7 separate regions of the Mus musculus genome follow, and all the other regions are linked to region 1. Evidence: chromatin loops called from intact Hi-C (ENCODE). Cell type or tissue: heart. All regions are shown on one strand.

The links. Hi-C counts contacts between places; a loop is a spot of excess contacts. Peaks named below come from ENCODE experiments on the same cell type or tissue, not always from the same donor. Only the 100,000 strongest peaks of a DNase experiment are listed, where the experiment ranks them.
Region 2: a loop joins it to region 1, with 2.1 times the contacts of the local background. A loop is called at or near these places in 7 of 42 quality-filtered maps.
Region 3: a loop joins it to region 1, with 4 times the contacts of the local background. A loop is called at or near these places in 12 of 42 quality-filtered maps.
Region 4: a loop joins it to region 1, with 3 times the contacts of the local background. A loop is called at or near these places in 19 of 42 quality-filtered maps.
Region 5: it touches region 1 in a loop (7-fold over the local background); 13 of 42 quality-filtered maps call a loop at or near these places.
Region 6: a loop joins it to region 1, with 3.0 times the contacts of the local background. A loop is called at or near these places in 9 of 42 quality-filtered maps.
Region 7: a loop joins it to region 1, with 3 times the contacts of the local background. A loop is called at or near these places in 12 of 42 quality-filtered maps.

The regions. Positions count from the first base shown.
Region 1 is chr4:108,337,265-108,341,264 of GRCm38, forward strand. It overlaps Coa7 (cytochrome c oxidase assembly factor 7), which reads left to right. Exons shown (of 3, transcript NM_027250.4): 3 at 859-3,454. The coding sequence ends at 1,307. Among named protein-coding and RNA genes, the nearest start is that of Coa7, 11 kb to the left of the region's middle. In heart, a CTCF peak has its summit at 2,295 (motif pointing right); no DNase peak of the experiment used is centred here; H3K27ac peaks cover 637 bases.
Region 2 is chr4:108,404,405-108,408,404 of GRCm38, forward strand. It overlaps Gpx7 (glutathione peroxidase 7), which reads right to left and starts at 2,309. Exons shown (of 3, transcript NM_024198.3): 1 at 2,139-2,309. The coding sequence starts at 2,273. It overlaps Gm32297 (a long non-coding RNA gene), which reads left to right. Exons shown (of 6, transcript XR_003955247.1): 5 at 1,171-1,382; 6 at 1,712-2,143. In heart, no CTCF peak of the experiment used is centred here; DNase peaks (open chromatin) are centred at 1,617, 1,917 and 2,017; H3K4me3 peaks cover 1,945 bases; H3K27ac peaks cover 2,518 bases.
Region 3 is chr4:108,617,921-108,621,920 of GRCm38, forward strand. Cc2d1b (coiled-coil and C2 domain containing 1B) reads left to right here and starts at 2,036. Exons shown (of 25, transcript NM_177045.3): 1 at 2,036-2,153; 2 at 3,592-3,674. The coding sequence starts at 3,609. It overlaps Gm12743 (a long non-coding RNA gene), which reads right to left and starts at 1,935. Exons shown (of 3, transcript XR_003955254.1): 1 at 1,846-1,935. In heart, CTCF peaks have their summits at 2,106 and 3,825 (motif pointing left); a DNase peak (open chromatin) is centred at 1,971; H3K4me3 peaks cover 2,035 bases; H3K27ac peaks cover 1,994 bases.
Region 4 is chr4:108,458,895-108,462,894 of GRCm38, forward strand. Tut4 (terminal uridylyl transferase 4) reads left to right here and starts at 516. Exons shown (of 31, transcript NM_175472.4): 1 at 516-745; 2 at 1,123-1,306. In heart, a CTCF peak has its summit at 1,841; DNase peaks (open chromatin) are centred at 437, 1,027 and 1,867; H3K4me3 peaks cover 2,973 bases; H3K27ac peaks cover 2,122 bases.
Region 5 is chr4:108,489,470-108,493,469 of GRCm38, forward strand. It overlaps Tut4 (terminal uridylyl transferase 4), which reads left to right. Exons shown (of 31, transcript NM_175472.4): 5 at 1,879-1,995. Among named protein-coding and RNA genes, the nearest start is that of Gm23138, 6.6 kb to the right of the region's middle. In heart, CTCF peaks have their summits at 460 (motif pointing left) and 2,202 (motif pointing left); no DNase peak of the experiment used is centred here.
Region 6 is chr4:108,577,139-108,581,138 of GRCm38, forward strand. Prpf38a (PRP38 pre-mRNA processing factor 38 (yeast) domain containing A) reads right to left here and starts at 2,198. Exons shown (of 10, transcript NM_172697.3): 1 at 1,847-2,198. The coding sequence starts at 1,976. Orc1 (origin recognition complex, subunit 1) reads left to right here and starts at 2,316. Exons shown (of 17, transcript NM_011015.2): 1 at 2,316-2,437. In heart, no CTCF peak of the experiment used is centred here; a DNase peak (open chromatin) is centred at 2,213; H3K4me3 peaks cover 3,327 bases; H3K27ac peaks cover 1,953 bases.
Region 7 is chr4:108,555,568-108,559,567 of GRCm38, forward strand. It overlaps Tut4 (terminal uridylyl transferase 4), which reads left to right. Exons shown (of 31, transcript NM_175472.4): 29 at 1-262; 30 at 1,755-1,907; 31 at 3,148-3,848. The coding sequence ends at 3,218. Among named protein-coding and RNA genes, the nearest start is that of Gm22345, 20 kb to the left of the region's middle. In heart, no CTCF peak of the experiment used is centred here; no DNase peak of the experiment used is centred here.

The sequences.
Region 1 (4,000 bases):
TTGAGACAAGATCTCTAGACCTGGGTGCCATTGAACTCACAGATATCCCCCTGCCTACTGCCTTTCAAGTGCTGAGATTAAAGGCTTGTAGCACTCATTGGGCTTTTTTTGTTTGTTTGACTGTTTGTTTGTTTTTAAGTCTGCCCTGGAAGGTTAGTTCCTGGAGCTTTGTAGGATCAGAATCCTTAGGTTCTCCAGGTCCTTGTGCACAGAGTATTCGCATAAATACACATCCTTCTATACACTTGAAATCATTTCTAGTTTGTGTTACCTAAGACAGGATAATCTCTAATGTAAATAGTTGTCATACATTGGACTGTTCTGGGAATAATGACGGGAAAATCCATGCATTTTTAGCACAGCCATGTTTTTTTCCCTGAATATTTTCAGTCCATGGTTTGTTAAATTTGCAGCTGCTGTCTGGTTTGAATGCTGTAATGGTACTTTTAACTAATGGGATCTGCATATGCAGAACTCATAAATATGTAGGGCCAACTGTAAGTTTAGACTAAGAAACATTCAGTTACTTATTTTAAAATGCTCTGTCCTCACTGAAGCCCCAGGAGATAGTCTCTGGTACTCTGACTTGGCATGTCTCTTCCTGTCTCGGCTTCCCTATAGGATAGTGAGGGAACCAAAGATTTCATGGCTACCTAACTGGCTACCCTCCTCCATCTTGCTTTAGCTCACAGGACTTGACTCAGGGATTGTTCCCCAACCTTGGCTAGAAACAAAGGTTCGGCCCTGGTGACTGGGGATTGAACCCAGGCCCTCCTACTGTTAAGCAAACACTCTCCCACTGGGCTTTCTGGCCAGCCCCTGAGTTTACTTTTTCTTCTTTGTTTTCTGTCTTTGCAGGTGGCCTGACTCAGGACCTAAAGGCTGCCTCTTCCTGCTTTCTGATGGCCTGTGAGAAACCAGGAAAGAAGTCTGTTGAATCCTGTCACAACGTTGGACTACTGGCGCATGATGGACAGGTCAATGAGGATGGCCAGCCTGACCTGGGGAAGGCCAGGGACTACTACAGCAGGGCCTGTGATGGTGGCTATGCAGCCAGCTGCTTCAACCTCAGTGCCATGTTTCTACAGGGTGCCCCTGGCTTTCCTAAGGACATGGGTCTGGCGTGTAAATATTCAATGAAGGCCTGTGACCTGGGCCATGTCTGGGCCTGCGCCAATGCCAGCCGCATGTACAAGCTGGGAGATGGTGTTGATAAGGACGAGGCCAAGGCTGAAGTGCTGAAAAACAGGGCCCGGCAGCTGCACAAAGAACAGCAGAAAAACGTCCAACCTCTAACATTTGGGTAGTGCGTTGCCCAGCCCCCTTTCCAGCAACAGACGATTCACCCTGGCAGCTCCTCTCCCACCCGAGAGGAGCCCTTGGAGGTCACTCAGTGCCATCTGCTCCAGCTTGTCACCTGCTGGGAGTGGCTAGAGTGTTTTAGTAAATGATCCTTTGTGTGTACTCTGTGAAGACACCTACGTTTATGGGGGTGTGTCTTAATTTCTAAACTGGACCTGTGAGAGGAGTAAACGGCAGAGCCGTAGACTTTTGGGGGCTGGGGAGACAAAGAGAAGTTGGGAAACTTAGCAGCCTGGGCCTGAAAGAATCAGCCATCGTTATCATTTTAGTTGGAAGAGCTTGAAAATTAGAAAGTATCCTAATTTGCATAACAGAGGTCTTAGAACATGGAGGCAGTCACGACTGCCGCCCTCTGCCTTACGTAACCCAGCCGTGGTGTGTGGTGTGGGCTCCTTGTCGATGCAGTCAGACCTTTCCGCAGACTTAGAGGGATCAGGGGCCTCGTGCTGAAGAAGGCTGAGGTGGTTACATTAGCCTTGCTTCCCCTCCTCTCGACAAATCTCTGCAGTTCAAAATTAGCCTCTCGACTGGCTCTGCTCCTCCAGGGAAGACAGATGACTCTGGAAGCAGCTCCAGCTAGGAATTTGGGACATGATGACAGGAAGCTGTCCACTGAGCCTCTCCTCTCTTCTCCCCTCCCCTCCCCTCCCCTTTTCTTTTCTTTCTTTTTCAAACAGACCCTTGTGCTGCCTTCTGCTGGCCTTGCCCTAGCCCTGCCCCAGCCCCACTGGTGCTGGGGTTACAGGCACGCACCACTGTGCCAGGCAGGACTGAGTCTGTTAAACAGGCGAATGCAGTGTTTCAGGTGCTTTTCCATCTGCTGTGCTGCTGTTCTCCAGATCCTGGCAGGATGCAGTGTGTTCATCATGGTGTGTATGTGTGTGTGCCCTTTTAAGAATTTTTTCCCTTCTGTTGTAACTCTACTTGTCACCAGGGGGCGAGCTTGTCCTTTTTCTCTGATAATTCTACCGTTGTCTGTCACTACCCTGGTCCCCCTATGTGGCAGTGTGGCAGCTAGCTTCCCAAGAAGACAGGCTTGCCTTTGAAGGTTGAGAGCACAGCCCCCTGCCTTCCGAAGTCCATTCAGGAGAGAGTTTTTCCTGAGTGCAGAAACAGCTTTTAAAAGACATCAAGTTTGTTTTCAGAATGTCTTGAAAATAGTATTTGGTGTGATTGAACACCATAGGCCAATGAGCATTGGAAAGGTGCTAATCATGCCTGGGCAACTACATAAAAACCACAGGAACACTTCTGCAGTGCCTGATGACCCACGTTTAGTCCCTGAGAGCGAGCGCACAGTGGAAGTAGACAGCTGATTCCTGCACATTGCCCTCTAACCCACAAAGGAGTGCACACACAATCAATGAATACATGTAATAAAACACGTGAAACAAGACAAATGATTTTTAAAAAGCCATGTGTGGTGGTGCACTTTGGAGGCAGAGACAGCCTGGTGCACATAGGAAGTTCCAGGGGTACATAGTGAGACCCTGTCTAAAGAAGAAAAAAAAAAAAAGAAAGAAATGGCAAATGTATGTGTGAGATGCCCTCTGCAGCATGACAGGAGGGGTGCAGACTGCACTGCACACACTGCTGTGACTAGAGGGGCCACACACCAACGCAGGAGGAATGCAGAGTGGCAGGGACGTGCATCACGAACTGGGACACAGTGGCACAGCCACTTGCAGAGACAGTATTTAAAGGAAACGTACAGCATCTTTTGGTAATCTTGTCCCTTTATAATTCCCCAGGGGAATTAGAAATATGCTCGTACCAAAATGCATGTGCATTTTCTTAGGAGCCTGTTTATAATTGCCAAAACTTGGAAGCAGTGACGGTGTCCTTCAGTAAACACAAGGATAAATGGTACATTCAGTGATGGAATATTTACTTCAGAAAAGAATCACAAAAGACAGAGAGGGCCCTATTGAATGAAAGGCCAACCAATCCATTCTGGATTACAACTGGAGGATACTGGTATCCTCAAAAAGTGGACCCATACTTTTGGTCTTAGATTTGGAGACAGAGACGGGTGATCTCTTGAGTTGGAGGCCATTTAGGGTTAGATATAACAACTTTGTCATGAAAAACCAAAAGAAAGAAGGAAGGAAAGAAACAGTACGTTAGAGCTTGGCAGTGTGTCTCAGTGGTAGAGTACTGTGTTCCAGCACTGCAGTTAAATCTGAGGTGGCCGACTGCAGAGCTGGCTCAGCAGACAGGAGCACTCGCTGCTCTTACTGAGGACCTGAGTTTGGTTCTATCACCCACATGTCGGCTCAGAAACTTCTCCGTCTAGTCCCGGGGGATCTGATAACCTCTTCTGGCCTCTGTAGGCGAATATGGAACACCGATATATATGCAAGCAAAAGTCTTATACACAACATAAAGTTCTAAAAAGTTCACGTGACAGGACAATTGGAAAACTTTTTTTTTTTTTTCTGAGACAGGGTTTCTCTGTGTAGCCCTGGCTGTACTGGAACTCACTCTGTAGACCAGGCTGGCCTCTGAACTCAGAAATCCGCCTGCCTCTGCCTCTGAGTGCTGGGATTAAAGGCTTGCGCCACCACACCTGGCTGGGAGAACATTTTTTCAGGCACACGAGACCACTCTGTTGGTACTCTTGACAGTGAATACAGGT
Region 2 (4,000 bases), 67 kb after region 1:
CCCTGTTTATTGTAGAGTTCTGGCGTCCTCCTAGCCTGAACTGACTAGATGCCTAGGCTTGATGACCAAGAGTAGTTCCCCATGGCGGTCTGTGGCACATACCTGTAATCCTAGCTCTAAGGAGCTGAGGCAGCAGAATTTCAAAGTGGAGGCCAGCCTAGACAGTAAGACTGTCTCTTAAAAAGAAAAGAAAAAAGAAGCAAAGCAAGGAAAAAATGTTGCATGCCTTTGATTCCTGCATGTAGCAGGCAGAGACAGAGTCAAGTGAATCTCTATGAGTTCAAGACCAGCCTGGCCAACTTGAGCTCATTACCTCACATAGCCGTAGCTGGCCTGCGACTTGCTATGTTGACCAGATTGGCTTTGAACTCACAAATATCTGCTTGCTTCTGCCACCCAAGTGCTAGGATTAATTGTGTGTAGGCTAATTCTATATCCTATACCTTTTAGTATTTTTAAAGCTTTTTTGTTTTGTTTATTTATTTATTTATTTTTGAGACAGGTTTTCTGTGTGTAAGAGCCCTGAGTGTTCTGGAAGATTCTGTAGATCAGACTGGCCTGTAATTCAGAGATCTCCCTGCTTCTGCTTCCCAAGTGCCGGGATTAAAGGCATGCACCACACACCCGGCCTTTTTTTAAAGCTCTCATTGCTATTGGGATTGGCTGGTTCAGTTTTCAGTGCCTTATTTATTGTCTCTTCTCCCTATAAACTTGATTAAAACATGAACGTGTTTTAATCACCATCTGTCTACCTTCATTACAGGCCTTCCCTGACTAGTAAATGGCCTTGCTCTTTGCTGCCGTTTGTCTGGAGTCTTGGATGCTGTCATTGACAAGACCTGTCATCCATACAGAGCGCCTAAAGCTTACCTAATGTTTCTACACTGTTTTCTCTCTTGAAACTTACAGCACACTGGTCAGGGCAAGGACTCTCAGTGTAATCGAGAACAACAAGGCTATTGAGAATAGTTTTGCCCCTAAAGATACTCTTGCTTGCAAGAAAAGCCTACTGAACCATCCAACTCTGGATGATGGGGTCACAAGTCAGTTAGTGTTCAATAGCAGTCTTCACACCAGGATCTCCAACTCCAACTCAAGAGACAAAAGGTTCTTTGAAGGATTTTTAAAAATTAATTAATTACCTTTTTTTTTTTTTTTTTTTTTTTAAAGATAGGGTCTCACCATGTAGCCCTGGCTTTCTGGATCGCCCAATGTAGATAGACACTAAATTGGTCTTGAACTCACAGACTCTCTTCCTTCAGCATGCTGGGATTAAAGGTGTGTGCTACCATGCTCCTCTCTTGAGAAGATTCTTCATCGCACCAGAGTCTCTGAACTTTACAGTTCAAAGTCTCCCTGGCAGTCAGCCTCATCTAACACCGGTTAGTCTAGCAGTTTGTATCTCTCAAGTACCCGCTGCTGAAATCCCTGGTCCACCCTGACCTTTCTTGTTGTTTTGCTTCTGTGTCTGGACTTGGCCAGCTCTCTCTGTCTGGATTGATCTGTCTTGCTCAAGTTTTATTTAAAAGACCCAATCCTGACACACTTCCTTCTTACTGTGATTCGCCTAGTGAGTAGGGCAGGCCCATTAGCAACTCCATCACAACTGCCCTCTAAGGGGTGGGTCTTAGGAGGATCAAGGATGGGAAGGGTGTATAGGGGGTTCTCTTACAACTTGGATTGCTTTCCACTGTTGTATCTTTGCTCTCAGGGCCTGAGGGTGGATTCTAAGAATCATGAAAAGGTCCATTTTTGATGGTCACTCCCTCCACTGCACATTTGTCTCTCTGCGTTCTCATTGGACCCACTGTTACAGGAGCAGAAGCTGGACTGGACCGGCAAAGGGCCATAAAGGCTAGGGTTTCTTTTCCACTTGGGAGAGGCAAAGCGGAGAGCGGAGGGCATTCACCTTCCGGGTGAGATCCTGAGCCTCGCAGAGCGCAGTCAGCGCGGGTGGCTCCTAAGCTGTGCCACGTAGCCGCAGGCCTGAGTGGGCAAGGGTTTGGGAGCGCCGGTTGCACCGATCTCGCGGCTGGGATGAGCAGGGTGGTGTCCGAGCTGTGGCACACCCGAGAGTAGCATCCCCACGGAGCCCCTCCCTCCCCTCCGCGCCAGGCCCGCAAGGAATCGTCACTCACCGAGCCACGGTACTTCTCCAGCGACACCAGCTTGCCCCGGATGTTGACCGCCTTGAAGTCGTAGAAGTCCTGCTCGGATTGCGCGCAGGCCGCGGCCCACAGGAGCAGCCACGCCGTCGCCACAGCTGCAACCATGGTTCACTCCCGAGGTGGCGACTTGGCGAGGGCAAAGACAAGGCGGAGGGGACCCCGCCGTGTGGGGCGGGAGGAGGCGGCCCGCTGGGCAGGACGCGCCCCCTTCTCAGTCGTCTCTGCAGGCGCAGAGTCCCGGCTCTGGACCTCAGTTTCCCTAGCTGCTCTGCGCTGGTTAGCTTCAGATCGCAGGATCCTGTTTTCTTGAGGCTGAGACCAAAATTCGCTCAAACTCAAGCTCAGGGCGCAGAGACTTAATAGGGAGATAGCGGAGAAAAATCTGTGAGGATTAGCTTCTAGTGCCTGGCCTTAGGCGGATCGCTCCACCACTCTGAGCCCCAGTTTCTTTACGGGAATATTACCTAGTGTAGAATTGGGAGTACTGGACTGTAACGGGAAAGTGCTGGAAAACAATTTGATAGCTGAACGATGCGTACAAACTTTAGGTTAATGGATGTAGTGTTTCCCCAAAGTCAGACAAGTGTGGGAGACAAGTCTGCTGCGGTTTGGATTCCAGCAGTGCATGGGGGTTAGGAGAGCTTGCCTATCTAGTCAGTCACTGGATTATTGCCTCCTTACTGGAGGTGCAGCAGGAGCCAAGAAGGCCCGGTATCTCCAGCAGCTGACAGTTAAAAGCTCTTTGTGGACACAAACGTGGGTAGCAGCTGCAATCTCAAGTTAGTGACAAGAGATCTCAATAGCAAGCTACAGCGTTTCCCAGGCGCAGAAAAACGTCTATGACACCCATAAAGGGCCAAGCATCCGGTGGCGACTTAGTATGAGTTAACACACATTTGGAGTACCTGTTCTATGCCAAGTTCAGCTCTAGCCCCCCACCCCCCACCCCCCACCCCCCACCCCCACCCCCCGTGCAGTGAGGGAAAACATGTGGGCTTCCTATTCAGAGGGAGATAGGACACTAAAAATTTTACAGTTAACTCCAAAACTACAGTTGTGGCCGGTACAGTACCACCTAATAAAGTCGAGGTTGTGTGTGGGCAAACGAAAGGAGGTTTGAACTGAACTCTTGACAAATGAATAGAAATTATTCAGGTAAAAGCAGAAAGTTGTACAAGGCCTCCTGGGAGAGTGAAACATGATACAATGGGCAACAAAGACTAGTTTGGCTGACATGAAAGTACGCTTGGGGGTGGGGGAGGGGAGGTAGTCGTGAGGCCACACAGCCTCCGAGGGCCACAATAAAGTTTACAGGCTTGCCCTACATGATAGCCAATGTCTTTAATCCCAGCATTTGGAGGACAGAGGCGGGCAGATCTCTGAGTTAGTGGGCAACCTGGTCTATATAGTACCAGGCCAGCTGTGTGTGACTTAATAGGGAGACATCGTATTAAAAAAAATTACAAGCCTTAAACTAAGAAATAAAGTTTTGGGTTTTTTTTGTTGTTGTTGTTGTTTGTTACTATTAGCTAAAGCATCTTAGTGAGGCCCACATATAGCAGATAGATCCCTCTGGCTTTTTTGTGGTACTCAGACAGGAAAAGGCAGGAGCAGATGCTGGAAAGAAGAGACCGAGGAGCTTTAAGGTCCGGTGATGATCACAGCAGAGAACATAGTGGGAGAGGAATGGGAGTTAAAGTTGGGCAGGTTTAGTGAAGGCTTGGGGGGGGGGCGGGGGGGGGGAGCAGTGAGGGGAGGGGTTGGCTGCTTGGATTAAGAAGGGGTGAGGCAGATGAGCCTGGGGGAGTCTTCAGGGCCAGCTGGGGAAAGGC
Region 3 (4,000 bases), 280 kb after region 1:
TAACAGCTGGGCATGACTTCATGAGTTTGTAACCCCAGCATTGGGGAGAAGCGACTGGGGATTCCAAGAGCTCACTATCAGCAAGACTAAGCTGAAACAGCTTCCAGTTCAGTGAGAGACCTTATGTCAAGGGAATAAGGTGAGGATGGAAAGCTGCAGATGAAAATGCGAGGTCCTAAATGAGCATGACATACAAAACATGCTCACAAGCACAACTCCAAACCCATTTTTCTATCATCTGAGCACGACAATAGCCTCCAGGAAAACTATGTGTAGAGACGTAAGAAAACAGTGTAGGGCTGGAGAGATGGCTCAACGGGTAAGAGCACTGACTGCTCTTCCGAAAGTCCTGAGTTCAAATCTCAGCAACCACATGGTGGCTCACAACCATCTGCAATGAGATCTAATGCCCTCTTCTGGTGTGTCTGAAGACAGCTACAGTGCACTCACATATAATTAATTAATTAATTTTTTAAAAGGCTTGTGCTAGCATACCCATTGTTTAAAAAAAGAAAAAGAGAACAGTGTAAAGTTTATTTTGACATAATTGGCACAATGGTGATTCTTTGCCATTATCCACTTACATGTGGTGAGTTTTTTTTTTTTTTTCCTTCTGCACTGGTCCCTCTGGCCATTATCCACTCTTAACCCTCCTTGTTCTATTATTATAAACTATCTCCTAAATTATACTCTGGCTCATTTGAGTCTGTTATGTGGGAAACACAAGATCTGGGAGCCTGTGGCAGGCCGGAGTGAGAGTCCAGTAAGAGGACAGATCCCCACTGAAAAGGAACTGTTGCAGAATGGGAGATGAAGTCAGTGGCCACATCTCCTGTTAATTTACATACACGGGTATGACTAGGTCTGGGAGGTAGCTGGACTGGCAGGGTGCTTCTAGCAGGAACAAATCTCTGTGTCTCATCGACAGCACCTCAGAAGTCCCAGAGGTGTAATGCCTGCACTAGGAGATGCAGACAGGAGGATCACAAATTCCATGTCATCCTTCACTACAAATCAAATTCAAGGTCAGGATTGAGTACACGAAAGTTTCAAACAAACCAGCCAGGTGGTGGTGGTGCACTCTTTAAGCCCAGCACTCAGGAGGTAGAGGCAGGTGGGTCTGTGTGACCTTGAAAACAATCAAATGAAAAAACCCAAAGCTGTAGGAATCACTATCTACTGTGTATTATTTGTGTGTGTTAATTTGAATGTCGGAGTGCAGGCAGGCCTGCATCTGTGTAGGGTCAGAAGACAACTTCTGGAAGTTGCCTTAGTAAGGCAGTTTATGAGTCAGAGTTCTTACTATGTAGCCCTGGCTGGCCTAAACTAGACCAGCTGCAGGCAAACTAAAGGACTCTGCCTCTGCCTCCCGAGTGCTGAGATTTAATGCATGCGCCACCACGAGGGCTGCAGAACTGATCTATCAGAACTGAAGCCTGCAGTCTCTCCACGAAGTGAGACTACGCACGTGGTGTGGGGTATCTCGGGGTTTGGTCTATCTGCAGGTCAGTTCCATCAATCCCCATATAACAGGACTCCTTGAGGTAGAGGCGACCCTTCAGCTTGCAGGGATGCTCCGGCCTCAGTTAATCGAGGGCTTTGGTTCCTCTAATCTGAAGTTTTGTCCTGCCCTCTGACTAGAAAGGAGCTCTATTTCCCAGAGAGCTGGTTTTCCGTGCCTAAGCTGCACAGACTGGAGGAAGCCGCATCCTCCAGGATCTCAGCACAGGGACGCGGCTCGGCTGCCTATTGGTAGCCAGTAGGACGCGGAAGCGCCGGGGCGCGCGAAGAGAACCAGGTAAGAGGCCTCTCGGAGAAACTACGGCAGGAATGGGGCACGCCTACCGTGGGTGAAGGACGCAGCACGCCACACCTCACGACGCTGCCGCCAGCCGGTATCGCGTTACCTGCTCCAAGATGCCTGCGCGCAGCCGGCCCCACCCTCGGCGTCACCTGTGGGCGCGCCCCGCCCGCTTCCCCGCGCACATGCGCACGGCGACCCGCCGGCTGTGGTGTCACGTGCCGGGCGCCTGCCACCGCCTCCTGGGCGGGAGCTTCCTGTGGCTGTCTCCGCCGCGGCCGCCCGGGGGCCGCGGAAAGCTAGGCGGTTCCGGGCTCGAGAAGGCCCGGTTTTGGTTCGGATCCGCCGCGAGGTATGCCACGTGCCCGCTTCCCGGCGTGTGGACTCTGGGGGCGGCCGGGGAGATAGAGGCGGCTTGGGTCGGGCCGGGCGGAGCCTGGCATCGGGAGGGCCGCGACCGGCCTGCGGCAGCGGAGCATCTCATTCTCCCGAGCTCCTTCACTCCCGCACCCCACCCCGGCTGACGCTTCGCTGTTGACTGCAGTCCGAAATGTGACACTTGGAGTGGCTTACGCCTGTGCGCTCACACCAGGGAACCTCGCAGCCCTGTTGATTCCCGCTCCGGACGCGGGATCGTGTCTTGTTTCTTAATCCCCACGCCACCTCACGCTTCTTCATAGATTTGCAAGATGCTCAGGGCTGAGGTTTCCCGCCCTATATGATCTCCCACTTCCCTGGGCACCTTCTGCATCAACCCATAATGCTTCCCAGTGTCTAACGCCCAAGTGTCTTTAAAGCCTTAAAGCTGTTTCTCTTTCTCCCCTAGTTCATGCCTTCATTTCTAGCCTTACGGTTTGGTTTATGCCTCCGTGGTGCTGGGCGTTTCTTCTCCTTGTGTAGGCCAAGCCAGTTCTCACCTCAGAACTGGTGTCAGTTCGTTTGATTTGCTTGGAGTTCTGCTATTCCCCAGTGTGCAAACTTCATGACTCAGCACAGGCATCGTCCTCTCCTAGATGTCTTTTCTATGTCCTCGATAAGGGGCTGCCTCTTGCACCCATTGTCCCTGCAGCTGCTCTGTGGTCGTTGTCTGCCCATGGGTCTGTTTCCTTGAAGCCTGAGGTAGGAGCAAATGAGTTCCTTCCAGTGCTGGACAGGTGGTGCTACAGTACCCGCTGACCACTTGTGACACCTTTCAGAGGATCTGAATACTGAATCAGGTGCAGAGTGCCCACGGGAACTGATGATGAGAACGATCCATGCCTGTGCTGCCCAGTGGTACCCATTAATCAGATTCACCTACTGAGCACTTGAAATCTGTCTGGTATGACTGAGGAGCTGAATTTTTAATTTAAATGTAAATAGACACATTATTTGCAGAACAGACAGCCTGTCCTGGAACTCACTCTGTAGACCAGGCTGGCCTCGAACTCAGAAATCCGCCTGCCTCTGCCTCCCGAGTGCTGGGATTAAAGGCGTGTGCCACCACGCCCGGCGACAGCACTGCTTTTAAAAGCCTTTCCAAACCATTGTACCTCAAATTGCTTCCATAAGTCTGCCTTCCATGGTCACCAGTCAGTTCAGAAATTGTGTTTCCACCCCCACCCCCCATATCCCTCTGTTGACAGTGGTCCCCTGCCTTCCGTCCCCTACCTCTCCTTGCCTCTGTGCTATTAATTATAAAGTGGTGTTTTAGCCCGTGGGAGTAAGTTCCCTAACCACGGGTACCACTGTTGGGGGCCATATATCATCATCTATTCCAGTCTGAGTCTCTTCAACTTTACACCTGATAGGTATCTAGCCTGCCAAGATGCCAGGGCCAAGACCTCGGAAGGGCCCTAAGACCAGTGGCCAGGGTGCTGAGACTGCCAAGCAGGTATGGATGTGGTCTCCTTCACCCCGGGTCCACATGGAGTATGGATCTCTAAACATTTGTGGCTAAAGAAATGGCTCAGTGGTTAAGAGTGCGAGCTGCTTGCTACTTAGTGGCTTACGACCACAGCCACCTCCAGTTCTAGGGGATCCAACGCCCTCTTTTGGCCTCCATCGGCACTGCAGCCACATGCTGTACATACATATATATGGGAACAACTATCATACACATTTATTTTAAAAAACTGAAAAATCAAAACAACAATAACAACAGCAACAGAACCAGTTAAGGTTGGGTTGACTATGAGTAGTCAAAATAATGGACATAGA
Region 4 (4,000 bases), 120 kb after region 1:
AGGAGACTGGTCAAATAATAATCTCGAGGCTTGAGGGCGGGGGGGGGGGGTGTCATTAAAATAAACTAACAAAGCCTTCTAGTCTTCCATGAGTGTAAATTTAAATGAGAGGAAGCTAACACATTTAAAAAAAAAAAAGGAGGAAGGAGGGAAGCCGTTCTTGGTAGTTGTTTCTATGCCCACCTGAAACTAAAGAAATGGTTTTCGAACTATTTCTCAAGATTTCTCTGCTTTGTTAGTCCTGAGGTGATGCAAAACTGGACTGGATGCAAGGGTGAAGGGGTGGGGGGCTCCCTCCTGCTAGCTGCTCGACAGTGCTCAGAAGTCAGGAATGGTCGCGGAGGATTCAAGAAATGCGTGGGCTGTCGGACAGTGACAAGCCCGAGCCTGCACATCTACGGCCTCTCCCTGGGGCACAGCTAGGCAACCTGCCCCCTTTCCCGCCCGGGGGCCTCAGGCAAGGCGCCCGCAGCCAGGGAGCCTGACGTGAGAAGCGCGACGGTGCACGCGACCCTAAGCTCGCCGGCGTCCTCGCGCCGCTTCCCGGCGTCGGCGTGCTGGACCGCAGGACCCTCTCTCTCTCTTTCTCTCTCCCTGCAGGCCCGCTCCAGCCAGCGAGCCGCGGGTAGCTCCGACCCTTTCCCTCCCTCCCTCCCTTCCTCTCTCCCTCGGGGGCCCGCCCGCCCCCAGCTCGGGCGCCGATCGGAGCCCGCGCGCGCTCGCCCGCTCTCCCTCCTCAGCGCGGGTGTGTGCGCGCCGTCCTCCCACCTCCATCCCCTCCTCATTGTTTCCGGGCGACCGCCACGAGCCCCGGAACGAAGCCCCTCCCCCCACGCCCCCCGGTCTACCCCCTCCTCCGCCGAGGTTTGACGGGTGCTTGGGGGGGATCCCCAGAATTAAAGAAGAGGGAGCCCCTGAACCCAGCTCTGGGAGGCTCTGCTCCCCGCCTCCGAGGCTATCTCCTCCCATCCCAATCGGGATCCCAGGCTGGGGAGAGCCTCCGACTCCCCTCCCCCCTCGGCCGGGCGCCACTCTCCCTCAGCCCCCTCCCCTCAGCGGGTCCTCCTCTTTCTCTCGCTCCCTCCTCCTCCCCCTCCCCGTCCCTTCCCCCCCACAATGCAGTTCGCGGCGCGGCGGACATGGCGGTGGAGTCCTGAGCTCGTCGTGTCCTGGCCTCCATCGGCGGCGGCGACGGCGGCGGCGGCGACGGCGACGGGGGCGGCAGCGGCGGCGGGAGGCGGAGGGGGAGCCGGAGCCTCTGAGATGAGGAGGCGTCGCGCGCGCCTGTAGCTCGCGGGCTTCTCAGGTACGGGGCTGCGGGCCGCCGCGCTGCGCGGGCTGCCGAGGGGGTGTGCTCGGCCGCTGAGCCCGGGGGCCCCCAGCTTGTCCCCTTCAGGTGCGGCGCCTCGCAGGTGTCCGCGCCGCCGGAGCGCGTCTCCGCCGCCCCCTCGGGGCCTGGCACTTCCTCCTGGGCTGGAACTGGCTTCTGGTGTCCCAGGGGAAAGCCGAGGGAAGGAGGGAAGTCGAGAAGGCGGCCTGGGCGGCCTGAGGAGGGCTTTGGGGGGCCGACCTTAGGGAAAGCTGGGGCGCCCGTCCGGCCACCGAAACCTGTTGTAGACGGGGTAGGAGTATCTGAGTTAACGGGATTGGTCTAGCCTTCGCTTAGATCCAGTGCGTGTTTGTCTGTATTGTGTGCCTTTCTTTCACCCTGTGTATGTGTATGTATATATACACTTGTAAACACACACACACACAGCGTGTCCTCCCCGCCATCCCCCGGGCTTGTCCTTGTCGGGAGGGAGCAGAGGTAGGTTTGTGTGGATTTCGTTTCCTGCTCACCCGCCGTCTCTGTCCCCCGCCCCCCAGTCGAGAGGTGCTGGTACTGCGCGCTTTTGACGTGGGTAACTGTGAGATTCGTATTTGTAAACAGACAGCACTTCCCCAGTGTGTCGCACGCCTTCGCAAGTGGTTTCTGATCCTTTTGATATCAGGATTACAAAAGAATGAGGTGGTTAGACCTCAAAGAAGCAGCGGGATTTCTAGTCAGTACCTGAATGGGATTAATTACTGTTATCTTAACGTTGGTTAAACATTTTAAAAAAGAAGATTATCAAACTTTAAAGCAGACGAATCTTGTACCTTGCGTGAGATTTTAGTTTTAGTATACCATGTTTCTTCATTTCGATACAAAAGTAATTCCTTAAACATTTGACGTTCTGCGATCTTTTGTAATCTTAGTGTCCAGAAATGCAATTTGAATTGTGATTTGTTGGAATGAATTTAATAATTAGCTCGCGGAGGTCATATAACCTTTTATATCTATAGATGTATCCCCTCCCCCCTCCAGAGCGTACCTTGGAGCAGGAATGTGTTTGAAGCACTTGGTGAAACAACATACTCTGTTTTGAAAGGAATAAAATAAGATAATCCCAAGTGGATTTGATTATTTAGGGAAAATGCCATTCCCAAATGTTGAATTGTGGCAAGTTTTAAATGTCGACTGCGTGTGTATGCACTTAACATTTTCTTTACTCAGAGCCCATGTGTATCCCCTCAGAAATATGGTGTACACTTACATCCTACTACAGATTAGCCACAACTTGTAAAACTATGAAATATTGTTTGATTTGGCTTTTCTTAAGATAGCTCACGAGCATACAGTGTGCTTTATGGTGCCTTTATAAACAAATTATACGGAGGGCTTAAACACCATCAATGTTGGGAAGAGAAGTTTAAGCTGTTTCTCATTTTAAAAATATTATAAACAAAAGGAAGTTACCTTAACCTCTTAGATACTGTGCTCTTTTCTTTGCATAGTTTTATTTGGCTAGTGTAGAAAATGGTTAAAAAAAAAAAGTAAAGCTTCCTTAAAAGAGTCTAAAAGTGGAAGTGAAAGTGAGTGACATGTTCATGTTTTAAGTATGGTGAACATCTAACCATAGAAAGAAAGTCTTCGTTAGCTTTGGCCAAGATGTTAGTACAGTCAATAAGGTATTGACACATATATAATAAACTTACTTCAAATTTATAAACTGTAACTTACCTAGAATTACATCTGATTTTGGTTAATTTAAGAATAGTGCTTTGCATGTTAAATTTAAGCTTTAAAATGAAATTTTATGACTGTAATTGTAAATACTTTTATAAGGCAGCACTTGGAGGTGATTTGTTTTTGTTTTTCCGAGACGGGGTTTCTCTGTAGCCCTGGCTGTCCTGGAACTCACTTTGTAGACCAGGCTGTCCTGGAACTCAGAAATCCTCCTGCCTCTGCCTCCCGAGTGCTGGGATTAAAGGCATGCGCCACCACTGCCTGGTTTAAAGGTGATTTTTTTATTTGTTCTTATAGAGTGTACATTTTTGTAAAAATAGAGAACGTTTTTTTAAGCTCAAAATTAACCTTGACATACATAAATGCTTATTATCTTGTGTTCTTTTGGGGAGGGGGAGCATTTTGAGACATGGTTTCTCTGTGTAGCTTTGGCTGTCTTGGAACTGGATCTGTAACCCTCACAGTGATCAGACTGCCTCTGCCTCCTGAGTGCTGAGATTAAAGTGGTGAGTCACCACCACTCAGCTAGATTGTGTTGTTGTTTTTTTTTTAAAGATTTATTTATTATTATATGTAAGTTCATTGTAGCTGTCTTCAGACACACCAGAAGAGAGAAGAGGGAGTCCGATTTCATTACAGATGGTTGTGAGCCACCATGTGGTTGCTGGGATTTGAACTCAGGACCTTCGGAAGAGCAGTCAGTCCTCTTAACCACTGAGTCATCTCTCCAGCCCCTAGATTGTGTTCTTTATAATCAGGATCCATGGATAGAAAACAACTGAATTTTCTGACTATGAAAAGATTTGGTTTCAGAGAAACAAGACATTCAAGACTTAACCTGCAAATGCTGATGCTCATAAGTGTTGTTTAGCACAAGTTTTAGCTTTTTATGATGGTACACGATTTAATCCCAGTGCCTGGAGGCAGAGGCAGGTAGATTTCCGTGGGTTT
Region 5 (4,000 bases), 150 kb after region 1:
AAAAGTTAATAATGCTCTATAAATGTTGAGTTTGTTTCTAGTAGTCTATGGTAGGATTGTTTCTAAATTTGATGCAGGTTTCTTATTAAAGGATATCATTTATTGAGGCTGTAGAGATGGCTTAGTGTTTTAAGAGCATTTGCTATTCTGACAGAGGACCTGAGTTCAATTCTTAGCACCCACGTTATGGTTCACAACATCTCTGTAATTTCAGTTAAGAGGATCTTGGACATTATCTTCTGGGGCCATCATATACATGCAGTGCACTTAAATACTTTTAAACCAAATTCTAACATACATGGAATATGAATAAATAAAATCTTTTTATTTAAAAAGAATATATAGGGCTAGAGAGATGATTCAGTGCTCTTCCAGACTGCTCTTCCAGAGGTTCTGAGTTCAATTCCCTGCAACCACATGGTGGCTCATAGCCATCTGTAATGGGATCTGATGCCCTCTTCTGGTGTGTCTGAAGAAAGCTACAGTGTACTCGTGCATAAAATAAATAAATAAATCTTTATTTCCCCCCTCCAAAAATATATATTTCCAGATGAAAAAACCCTTTTGTCAGGCATTCCATTGAATATTGAAGATTAATCTGAAACAAAATGCTAAATATTACTGAAATTTTAATGTAAGACAATAGAAAGAGTGATATAAAATTAGCATTTTAAAGCTTTCTTTTTATTTAATGCATATAGGTGTTATTTTTACTGTAAAGGAGTGTTGACTTTGGACTTAGATACGTATGAACTGAAATTCATTATGTCTTCAGTACTATTGAATTGGTGTGAAGTTCCAAGCTTCATAGTTTTTATATCTATAAAATAAAAATATTAATCTTACTGGATTATTAAGAATTAAAATGACAATTGATATATGAAGGATTTGGCATAGTGTCTGATACCTTCAACCACTTATTTTATTATTTTGAGAAAACAAAATCATGAGTGAAGTACTGTGACTTGTAATTTTTTTGGAGGGGGGAGGGAAGGAAAGGGTTTATTTGGCTTACTCTTCCATACTGCTGTTCATCACCAGGGAAGTCAGGACTGGAACTCAAGCAGGGCAGGGAACAGGAGCTGATGCAGAGGCCATGGAGGGATGTTACTTACTGGCTTGCTTCCCCTGGCTTGCTTAGCCTGGTCTCTTATAGAACCAAGACTACCAGCCCAGAGATGGTCCCACCCACAAGGGGCCTTTCCCCCTTGATCACTAATTGAGAAAATGCCTTACAGTTGGATCTCATGGAGGCATTGTGACTTGAATTTTAACGTGCCCAAATTGTTGTTCCTTCAGAGCATTTACCTCAAGAGAATATCAGTTTATTCTCATGATACTGTGATTGATTGGAACATTTTTAGAATACAGTCTTGGAAATTGTCTTCAATAATGTGATCCATTCATTTCATATCTCAACATAAGGGTATATTTTATTTTTCAGAGTACTCATAAAGACCAAAAATTAAGTTTGAAATTGATTTTGAGAACAACATTGGAATAAGATTTAAGGAGCAAGATGATATTAGATAAGTAGTAGTAAGCCTATTTAGCATTTTTGTGCTACAGTTTGAAGTTAGTATTTGATATTCTATAATGGCTATCTTGAAAACGTTAATTATCTTGAGTATATTAGTTCTGACTGCTTATTAAACATCAGTGTTCTTGCAGTGCTTTCTTGTTTTCTTTCTTGTGGTGCTAGTGGGTGTCTAACCTGAAGTCCTAGCACATGCTAGGCATGTGTTCTACCACTGAGCTTCATAGCAGTTCCTCAGTGCCTTTCCTGTCTGTTGCGGTTATATAATTACATTGTTCACTTATCTAATCTATCACTTCTTGGATTACTGAAAAGATGTGTTTTTAAACTTGTTTCTTCAGCGGTCACCAGAATATACCAATTGCCGCTATCTATGCAAACTTTGCTTAATTCACATTGAAAACATCCAAGGAGCACATAAACATATAAAAGAAAAACGACATAAGAAAAATATTTTGGTAAGTTACTTTTAAAAATGTTCTTTAGTATTTGAATTGTAAAAGCATATTAATAACTAAAGTGATAGCCTTGAAAGCTGTGATTAATTTATCTCCTGTGATTAGAAGGAACCTTCTAGGTACCAGTTTAATCATGCTAAAGATAACTGAATCTGGGGCTGGTGAGATGACTCGGAGGTTAAGAGCATTGATCTGATGCCCTCTTCTGTTATGTCTGAAGACAGCATACAGTGTACTCATATGTATAAAATAAGTAAATCTTTTTTTAAAAGGAAAGAATCATAAAATTAAAATTAAATCTCTCAGGTATAGTTAATTTGTCCATTTTCTGAACAGCAGCAGCAGAGAGAAGGCACAGCTTCATTCTGCAGTAGCATGAGGAGTTCCCTTAATTTTTTAAGGAAACTGGATCTTTGGCTTTAATTCAAAATGGAATTCCAGGACAATCAGTGTGAAGTAGGATTGGGATTTATTAAAAGACTGTGTTGTGTGTATTTATGAAGGTGTTAATGACTTGTACTGAGGTCATGGGAAGACTTTGGGAGTCCTGCTCTGTCAGTCTCTGTCTGCCTTATTCCTTTGAGATATGGTCTGAACCTGGAGCTAGGCTTCCGGCCAGGAAGTCTTGTTCTTCCTCTCTCATTGTTGACTCCACAACTGACTTTTTAGATGAGTGTTGGGAGCTGAACTCAGGTCCTCATACTTGTTTACCAAGCTTTATTTCCAGCCCTGGAAGACATCTTTATTTTGATAATTCCTTAACTTTTATTATAATTTATTTTGTGCACATGGGCACACATGCAGTAGTATACATTCGGAGGACAGAGGACAACTTTCAGGAAGAATCAGTTTTGTCCTACATTGGATTCTGGGATTAAACTCAGATAGTTAGGATTTGGTGGGAGGGTCCTTTACCCACTAAGCCATCTCCCTTTCCCCCTAAAAGTCTTTGTTTGAGACAGGGTTTATGTGGTTATGTTGATGAGGCTGGCCTAACTCGCTTCCTGAGAACTAGGATTAGAGAGTGTACCACCATGTTCAGAAACACTTTTCTTTTGTTTAGACAGGAGTTCTTTGTGTAACTCTGGCTGTCCTGAAACTTCCTCTGTAGGCTACGCTGGCTTTGAACTCAAAGAGATACCTCTGCCTCCTAAGGGCTGGGATTAAAGGTGCACACTATTCCTGGCCGGCTTCTGCATTGTGTCTTAATGTAGATTTTAATCACCTAGGTTAAGAAAAAGGAGGCCTTAGGAAGTAAGGCATACCCAAGTTTATTGGTGTGGGGTTTTCAAAGAGCAGCACTTCATTATCTTTGTAACAGTCACATGTAGTATTTGAATGGGTTTTGAGTCTTCAGAACCTTTTGTGTCTTCAAAAGATTGCTAGTGGAGACTAAATGTGATTATAGGGTGATTCCTGTGGGGTACCTGACAGGATTAAAATTGATAAGGTATAAAAGCCTATAGGGATCTTAAAGTTAATTTCTCTTTATTTCTTTCTTGAGATTTCCAGAAAATGTCTAGCCAGGAATGAAGTCCTTCCCAAGATCAGGTCTTTATGCCTTCAACCTTGTTCCATGCTATTTTAACAAAATATGAAAGGACTATATCTGTAGCCTTCATGGCGAACATTTATTGTGTGGACTCTGGGACGAGGAGCTCTTTTCATCTCCTGCGTTCATGTAATTTTTCTTGTCTTTCTACCTTGTCTCACATACCTGCTTGATATTTATTGTCCACTTACTACATGTAAGTAGTGGTGAATATGATAATCATGGTTTGTGTTCTTGGCCTTCCTAGTAATTGGTAAATAAGTGTTTAGGTATAGTGCATCTTATTAGAGGGAGAAATGTGCTAAGGAAATGTACAAGGATATTTTTTCTTGATCTAGAACAGGGAAGTATACCTGGAAAATAATCTTTGAACTGCACTTTAAAATAGCAGTTTAAAAAGCAAAATAGTAAGGTGGGACATTAAAACATCATAATGAAAGATCTCTATAGAAG
Region 6 (4,000 bases), 240 kb after region 1:
TTAGTTTTTCTTGGCCTTAGTTTTTCTTGGTTGGAAGGTTAAATAGCTAAAGGTTTAGAGTTCCTAAATAGTCAATAAGAATTTAATATTAAGAGAACAAGAGCTTATTAATAACAGCCTTAAAAAGGAAAAAAACAAAAAACCCTGAGCATGGTGATGATTGCTCAGTCCCAGCACTCAGGAGGCAGAGGTAAGCAGATCTCTGGGTCTGAGGCAGCCTAGTCTGCAGAGTGAGTTTTAGAACAGCCAGGGCTACATATGCCTGGAACTACAGCACTACAGAGAGAGACAGACCCCTCGTCCCAGTCTCCATTAATTGTTTAGTCCATCAAGGAAGGGTGGGACTCATGAGTCCTCAATCTTTATACAACAAATTATGAGGGAAAAGTCCTCTTATTACTACCAGATGCTGGTCTGGGGTGGTGTACAACTTTAATGCCGGAACTCGGGAGACAGAGGCAGGCACATCTCTGTGAGTTCAGGGCCAGCCTGGTCTACAGAGTGAGTTCCTGGACAGCCAGGGCCAGGACTACACAGAGAAACCCTGTCTAAAACAAAACAAAAAAACAAATAATCATTGTCCTGGCTTCCAGCTAAGGATAATGAGAACAAAAAAGAGCTTAAGTGATTTTACATGCTCAAGAACCACAGCCAGAGTCACACCAGGTGAAGCTGAACAAAGCTACGACAGCTGACAGAGAGCCACTCTAAAAAACTTAGGAGCCAGCGAGGTGGCTCATGCCTTTAATCCTAGGGACCAGAAGGGGAAGGCAGATGAATCTCTGTGTGTTCAAGAGAGTTCCAGGCCATCCAAGGCCCCCTGTCTCAGGGGAAAAAAACAACAACAAAAAAACCCCAAAACAAAACAGAAACCTAAAGGACTAGGGGAAGCAGGTCAAAAATGAAACTACTGACCCATTTAAGAACAGCAAGAATTTTATTATAGGAATGGTGAAGTTCCTTGAACATCTTCAAGCTGCATTAAAGGAACCCTTATCTGGTCCCTGAGATAAACAATCTAGGACCCAGCAGACTATCAATAAATAAATAAACAAATAAATTAATTAATTTAAAAAAATGGAATGGCTCAAAAAAAAAAAAAAAAAACTAAAGAAATCCTTCAGCATCAAGAAAGACCGGTCAAGCCGGGTGTAGTGGCGCACACCTTTAATCCCAGCACTCGAAGGCAGAGGCAGGTGGATTTCTGAGTTCGAGGCCAGCCTGGTCTACAAAGTGAGTTCCAGGACAGCAAGGGCTATAGAGAAACCCTGTCTCGAAAAACAAAACAAAAAAAAGAAAGACCGGTCAAGCAGGACGTGGTGGCGCACGCCTTTAATCCCAGCACTTGGGAGGCAGAGGCAGAGGCAGGCGGATTTCTGAGTTCGAGTTCGAGGACAGCCTGGTCTACAAAGTGAGTTCCAGGACATAGGACAGCCAGGGCTACAGAGAAACCCTGTCTCGGAGCCCACCCCCCCCCCCCCCCAAAGAAAGAAAGAAAGAAAGAAAGAAAGAAAGAAGGAAAGACCGGTGAGCCCTGCGGTGCTGGTGTATTCCTTGAATTCCAGCACTCGGGAGACAGAGGCAGTTCGAAGCCAGCAGTTCTCCAGGACAGCCAGGGCTATTACAGAGAAACCCTGTCTCGGAAAACGGAAAAGAAAAAAGAGAAAAGAGAAAAAGATCGTGTCAGATTTGTCTGTGTCCCGTCTAGTACAAGTCCAGGCACAGAGCAGTTTATATGAATAGTTGACATACTCTTCCAGTATCACCCCCAAAGGGTCCGTCCTTCCTCACTCAGACAGAAGAAACCACCCGTAAGCCGAGACGCGGGCTGCGCGCTGTCGCTCACCTGTAAGTCCAAAACACTCTTCTTTCCAGTACTTTGATTCATAGATTCGCGTCCGGATGATCTTCTCCACCAGATACTGAGGGTTGGTGCCATGGATGCTGTGGGCATCCTTCACTGTACGGTTCGCCATTTTAGAACTCTTTCAATTCTATTTCCGTCGGCTTGCTTAATACGTCACATTCAGTATTTATTTAAAAGAAGGGAAAAAAAAAAAAGGACTACCGGAGGCTAGGGAAACATTAAGGAATCCCTTGCGACCGCGGAAAGCCACCAGCTTCGTACCGGAAGCTGTGGCGTAGAACTCTTTCGCCGGAATACGCACACCCCGCACCAGAGAGGGCCCAAGCAAATTGGCGGAAGTACGTCATGAACCCCCGGGAGGGCGTGGCGAGTGTCCGAAACGCCAATCAGAATCACACTGTGGGCGGGGTTTCGGTTAGTGGCGCGAAAAGTTTTCTCCTGTGCCTTCAGTTCTTAGTCAGCTGAGAGCTGGGACTACGTGTTGTAGCCGTGGTCTCCCGGAGGAGCCAGACCTGGACGAGCGAGCGTCCCCCAGCTACTCCAGTGCCTGGACTGCAAAGCGTCGGCGAGGTGAGTGCGGGTCGTTGTCCACGGACTGCATACACGTGCACCTAGGGCCGTCGGTGCCGGCACCGCTCGCAAGCCTGTAAACCTTCTCGCCTCCCCGGAGCTCCAGGAACACTTCCTGCACTGAAGGAGACCTCGGAGAAGCGGGTGGCGCCGGCCCTCGGTGGGGAGCCTAAGGCTTTGGCTCTCCGCGTGCACTGCTTCTGAAAAGCACTCGCAACCTTTCCTCTGGAACCGCGGAGCTGGTGTTGCTCTCCGCTTTACTGGTGATTCCGCCCAGAGACAGACTTTCTCTAAGTCACTTTCTGGGACTTTGGCGTCTCCTCTCCACATGGCTTGCCCTTAAGTGAGCTTTCATCTCCAATCACTGGAGAAAACATCTAATGGCTCGTATTCTACTTTCTTGGGTCTAGCCTTCTCTTAACAATTGGAGAAATTGGGAGTTCTAAGCTTTGAGCTGTGAGATTCCTGTCACGAGGTCTTTTTAGTTTTCCATAGAAGTCGAATAATCGTAATTATTTTCTACTGTAATGGTTTTTAGACATTTTTCTGTGTAGAGCCGGCTGTCCTGTAGCTTGCTCAGAACCAGGCTGGTCTCGAATTTAGAGACTGCCTCTGCCTCAGGCCCTAGAATTAATGGCATGCACCACCACACCCTGTTTTTTCAGAATTAGATTGGGGAAGGTGCGGGAGGGGGGTTCAAAACAGAGTTTCTCTCTGTAGCCCCGTTTGTCCTGGAACACTTATAGACACACATCTCAGCCCCCTCTCCTGAGAGGCTCCTCCAGACTGTTGTTGCTAATCCTTCCTATAGACAAGTTGTTCCTCTGGCTTCAGGATGAAGTTCTGGGGACAAGTCAAACTTCTTGGAATCCATTGTTTCAATAGTTGGCTACAGTAGGATGGGCATTGGTTTATCATACCGTATTTTCTCTTAGTCTGATTATCTTAGAACAGTGCTTAGCACACAGGCCTCAAATAATATTGGTTGAATAAAAAGAGATACTATTTTTCCATTTTGTGGATTAGGAAATGGGTCCGGTGGACCTGCCACTCTGATTGGGAAGCTGTATATATTACTGTATATAATAAGCTGCCAGAAGTAAATACTATTTTCACAGGTGATACGATGATACATAAGGTAAGGTAGCTTATTGGTATCTGACTGTTCAGACTTAACTTGTACAAAGATAACATCTCCCTTTCATTAGCAAATATTTATTATTGAGCATCTTCTATGAATTTACATTGTTCTGGGGTTACTTTAAAGATTTAAATGAGGTACATGTGTCAAGAGTTTGGGCTTAACTTTTATTAAGGTTCCTTTTATGTTTTTGCATTGGGTATGGTTCCTGTACTGGGTTCAGACTTGTGGTGTCCTTCCATGGATATCGCTAGAAGTCAAACTCTTCTCTTTGCCAAACCAATCCTCCTGGCTCCCCAGTCCATTCACCATTTTTGCTGATAATCAAAATCATTTTGCTGATGGAGGGGGGGGGTTGGGGGTGTGTGGAAGAGTAGTTGATTGAGCTGTGTATTAGCATTTCAACATGCTTTTATATGAGT
Region 7 (4,000 bases), 220 kb after region 1:
CATTATTCACCCATGCACAGTATGGGGTTACTGCCAATGCACCCCCTGCAGATCCCTGCCCCATCGTGGCCCATCCACGGCCCGATGCTGCACTCTGCACCTGGCAGCACCCCCAGCAACATTGGCTTGAATGATCCCAGCATCATCTTTGCACAGCCTGCTGCCAGGCCCATGGCAATTCCCAGCCCTTCTCACGATGGACACTGGCCTCGGACCGTGGCTCCCAATTCCCTGGTGAACAATGGTGCAGTGGGTAATTCGGGTAATTTCTCTTTTTTTCTTTTATATTTGGTTGTGGAAAGGTTGGGTGGTCAGTATTATTTGTTGATCATGGAGTAACAATGAGAAAAAAGGAAGATAATCTGTATTTATGAAAATAGAATATAATATTCAACAAACAATAATCATTTAAGATATATTTTGTTTAAGATTATGTCTCCCTTTTCATTTCTGATATTAATTTGGGTACTATGTTGATTTTCTCAAAGAACCAGCTCCTGGTTTTGTTGATTCCTTTTTTTTTTTTTTTAATTTATTTTTTTTATTTGGTTCTGTTGATTCTTTGTATAGTTCTTTTTGTTTCTATTTGGTTGATTTCAGCCCTGAGTTTGATTATTTCCTGCCATCTACTCCTCCTGGGTGTTTTTGCTTCTTTTTGTTCTAGAGCTTTCAGGTGTGCTGTCAAGCTGCTAGTGTTAAGCTCTCTTCAGTTTCTTTTTGAAGGCCCTTAGAGCTATGAGTTTCCCTCTTACCACTGATTTCATTGTGTCCCAAAAGTTTTGGTATGATTTGTCCTCATTTTCATTAAATTCTAAAAAGCCTTTAATTTCTTTATTTCTTCTTTGACCAAGTTATCATTGACTAAGGCTTGTCTTAAATACCAACAAAAACAACGGAAAGCACATATATGCATGGAAGCCACTAAACTTTTTAAATCATTTACAGCTGAGGTTCCAAAAAGAGATTATAGTAATTTTCAGAACAGATTTGAAGCTATGTATGTTTGGTTACAAATCCCAAGTTTTCCACCATAGTACCTCAACCTTTTTTTGTACAAGCTTCTTTTGTAATAGGATTCTGGCTTAGTTGATATTAACATAAGGGTAAAAATCTGAAGTTTTATAGGATGATATATTAAAATTCTCTGAAATGTTTATCATCACCTACCTGACCATTTCTTCATCCTGCTGATTGGGTCATTGTTTGTGCCTGTTGGTGTGTTTTTGTTTTTTGAGTCAGAGTCTCTGTGTAGCCCTGACTGTCCTGGATTCATTGTGTAGTCCAGGATGGCCTTAATCCACCTGCCTCTGGTTCAAGTGCTGGAATTAAGTGTGTTTGCTACAATGCTCAGCTTTGACATTTCATCTTTGTGGTCTTTTTCTATGAAGCTGATTCTTTTGTGGTCCCAGACTTTGAGTGCTTTCTTGTTGTCAAGACTTTTGACACAATCACTCTCATCCTTCTCTAAAATGCTCATCTCATCACTTCTGTCTGTCCTTTATGATCTGGCTAGCCACTGTAAGGAAACCTCTTACCTCCGAATTCTAGATTAGCCATCTTTGGTATAGCAGATATATCATTGTATATAACATATATATAAATACTTTGAGTAAATAAATGCTTGATTCTTTAAGAGAAATTTGGTATCTGGATTTAGCATAATGCACAGTTACTTAGTATATCTCTACTATAAAGTAATATTTGAATTACTATTTTAAAATGTGTTTGTTTTTTGTTTTCTTGTTGAAATGCAGAGCCACGCTTTCGAGGACTAAATCCTCCAATTCCATGGGAACATGCACCACGCCATTTCCCCCTTGTCCCAGCTTCGTGGCCTTACGGTTTGCATCAAAATTTCATGCATCAGGGAAATCCAAGATTTCAGCCCAAACCCTTCTATGCTCAAGGTACTAGTGCTTTTGACGCAGTCAGACTGGGTGGGTTTTCTTCTGAGCTGGGAATCTCAGTGGAGGCCTTGATTTAGGAGTAACATCCATGCATTCAGTAAACATCTATTGAGACAGCATACTGGATGCCAGACTATATTCACTACTTGTTACTTAAATACTAGGTAACGCATGGTATCCATACTTAATGCATATTTTAATAAGAGAGCAAAGCCTGTAAAAACAGCCAAAAACAGTATTGAAGCGTAAGGTAACAGTATTCTAGTTTTCTACCTAGGTAAGGTCTTATCATGGATTGCATCTGAATTTCATCTTATAAGAATTATTTATTACCCTAGAATTTAGAAAGAAGGAAGGTGTTCTTCATTAAGGGAATACATGTAAAATGTCACTGAGTTTTTTCTGACATAAAAAACTAACACTAGAGAAAGGAGGTGGATATTAAAGATTTGTAAATGGTAATTCTAGATAGGGAAGGTAGGCTGAAAATCCTGTAAAGGAGTCTGAATTTAATTTAGGAAAGTGATAGTAAAAGTAGTTCAAGAATGATACTAGGACCAATTAGATTCATTTACTGCTAATAGCATTGACTGAGTAATAAAGATTATAGACCATACATTTTAAGGGCTAAGACCATTTTATCTAAGTTCTTACTTCAAAATTATCAGTCTTAAGAGGGAGTGACCTTCCTCCTGATCTATGAACTGGTGGACACTTGGATAGTATAAAGCAGTGGTTCTTAACTTGTGGGTTGTAACCTCTTTCAAAGGACCCTTTCACATGGGTCACTTAACAGCATTAGAAAATATATATTTACATTCTAACTTGTAACAAAAATAAAACTACAGTTATGAAGTAGCAATGAAAAGAACATGGTTGGGGTCACCACAACATGAGGAACTGTATTAAATGGTCCCAGCAGTTGGGAGGCTGAGAACTGCTGGTATGGAATGGATGGCAGGACCCTGACCTTGGTTGGGTTTATCTCTTGAGCAGAGATCTAAAACTGAAGAAGTCCTGTCAGCTATAAAAGAATTTGCAGTTTTTCTACGTGTGAGGTTCTTTCCCTTGTTTCTTGCCCTTTGTTTCCTGTCTTCATACACCTATATTTGTTTTTCCTCCAAATGTTGTTATGTGGATTTTTAAAAACACTGTATAACTAGCTAACAAATTTATTTTAAAGGGGGAGTTGAGGTAAGTAGATACAAATCCTTCAATCTGCTCTCTGTATTGTCTCCAGCAGACAGATGTGCCACGCGTCGCTGTAGAGAGCGCTGTCCCCACCCACCACGAGGAAACGTGTCCGAGTAATGCCAGCCCACAGCAACCAGCCAATCCTGCTGTCTCAAGGGTATCCGTACCTCAGTGTCAGTTACACTCAGCAGAAAAAGTGACATTAAGGAAAACAAAACAAATCAGGTTCTGATTTAAAATTTTAACACACGTTTAGATAGCTTATTTAAATTCTAAGACTGTTTTTAAACACTGTATTATTTGTATATAAATATGAACTATAGTTTTTACTGGTATCACTAAATTGAGTGATACAAATTTCATCTATTTTATTACCCTATTTTTAAGGGAATTTTATGTTTTGTTTAACCTTGATGAATTGTATAAAGAGAGAATTTAAAAAATTACATTCTTTATTTTCTATTAGCTGTATTCATACTTTGGTTGCTTCAGACTTTATATATATTGTTCTTAAGGATTAGGAAAGGATTTCATGTGTTTTAAATTTGTCACTTCTATTCTTTACAGAACCTTGTAGTGCCAAAAACTTTTTAAAAGGTCAAAAAAAAAAATAAAATTACAACATAAAGATTCTGAAATGTTTTTCCTTTACATACTTGTATATTGAATATATTCAAATTTGAATGGAAAGTTGCTTTTGTCTGTATTTGAAGTTCTATTTTAAGTTAATAAATCTTTTTGACAAGAGTCAAATTTGGTTAATTCATCTGGTATAGATGTTAGAAATACATTTGTAATAATTGAAAGAATTTACTCTCAGTGACTGTTCCAGATCAGACTTAGTTTTAGAGATTCAAAGATCTTTCCCCCATTTTTCTGGATTTTCACAACCACCGTAT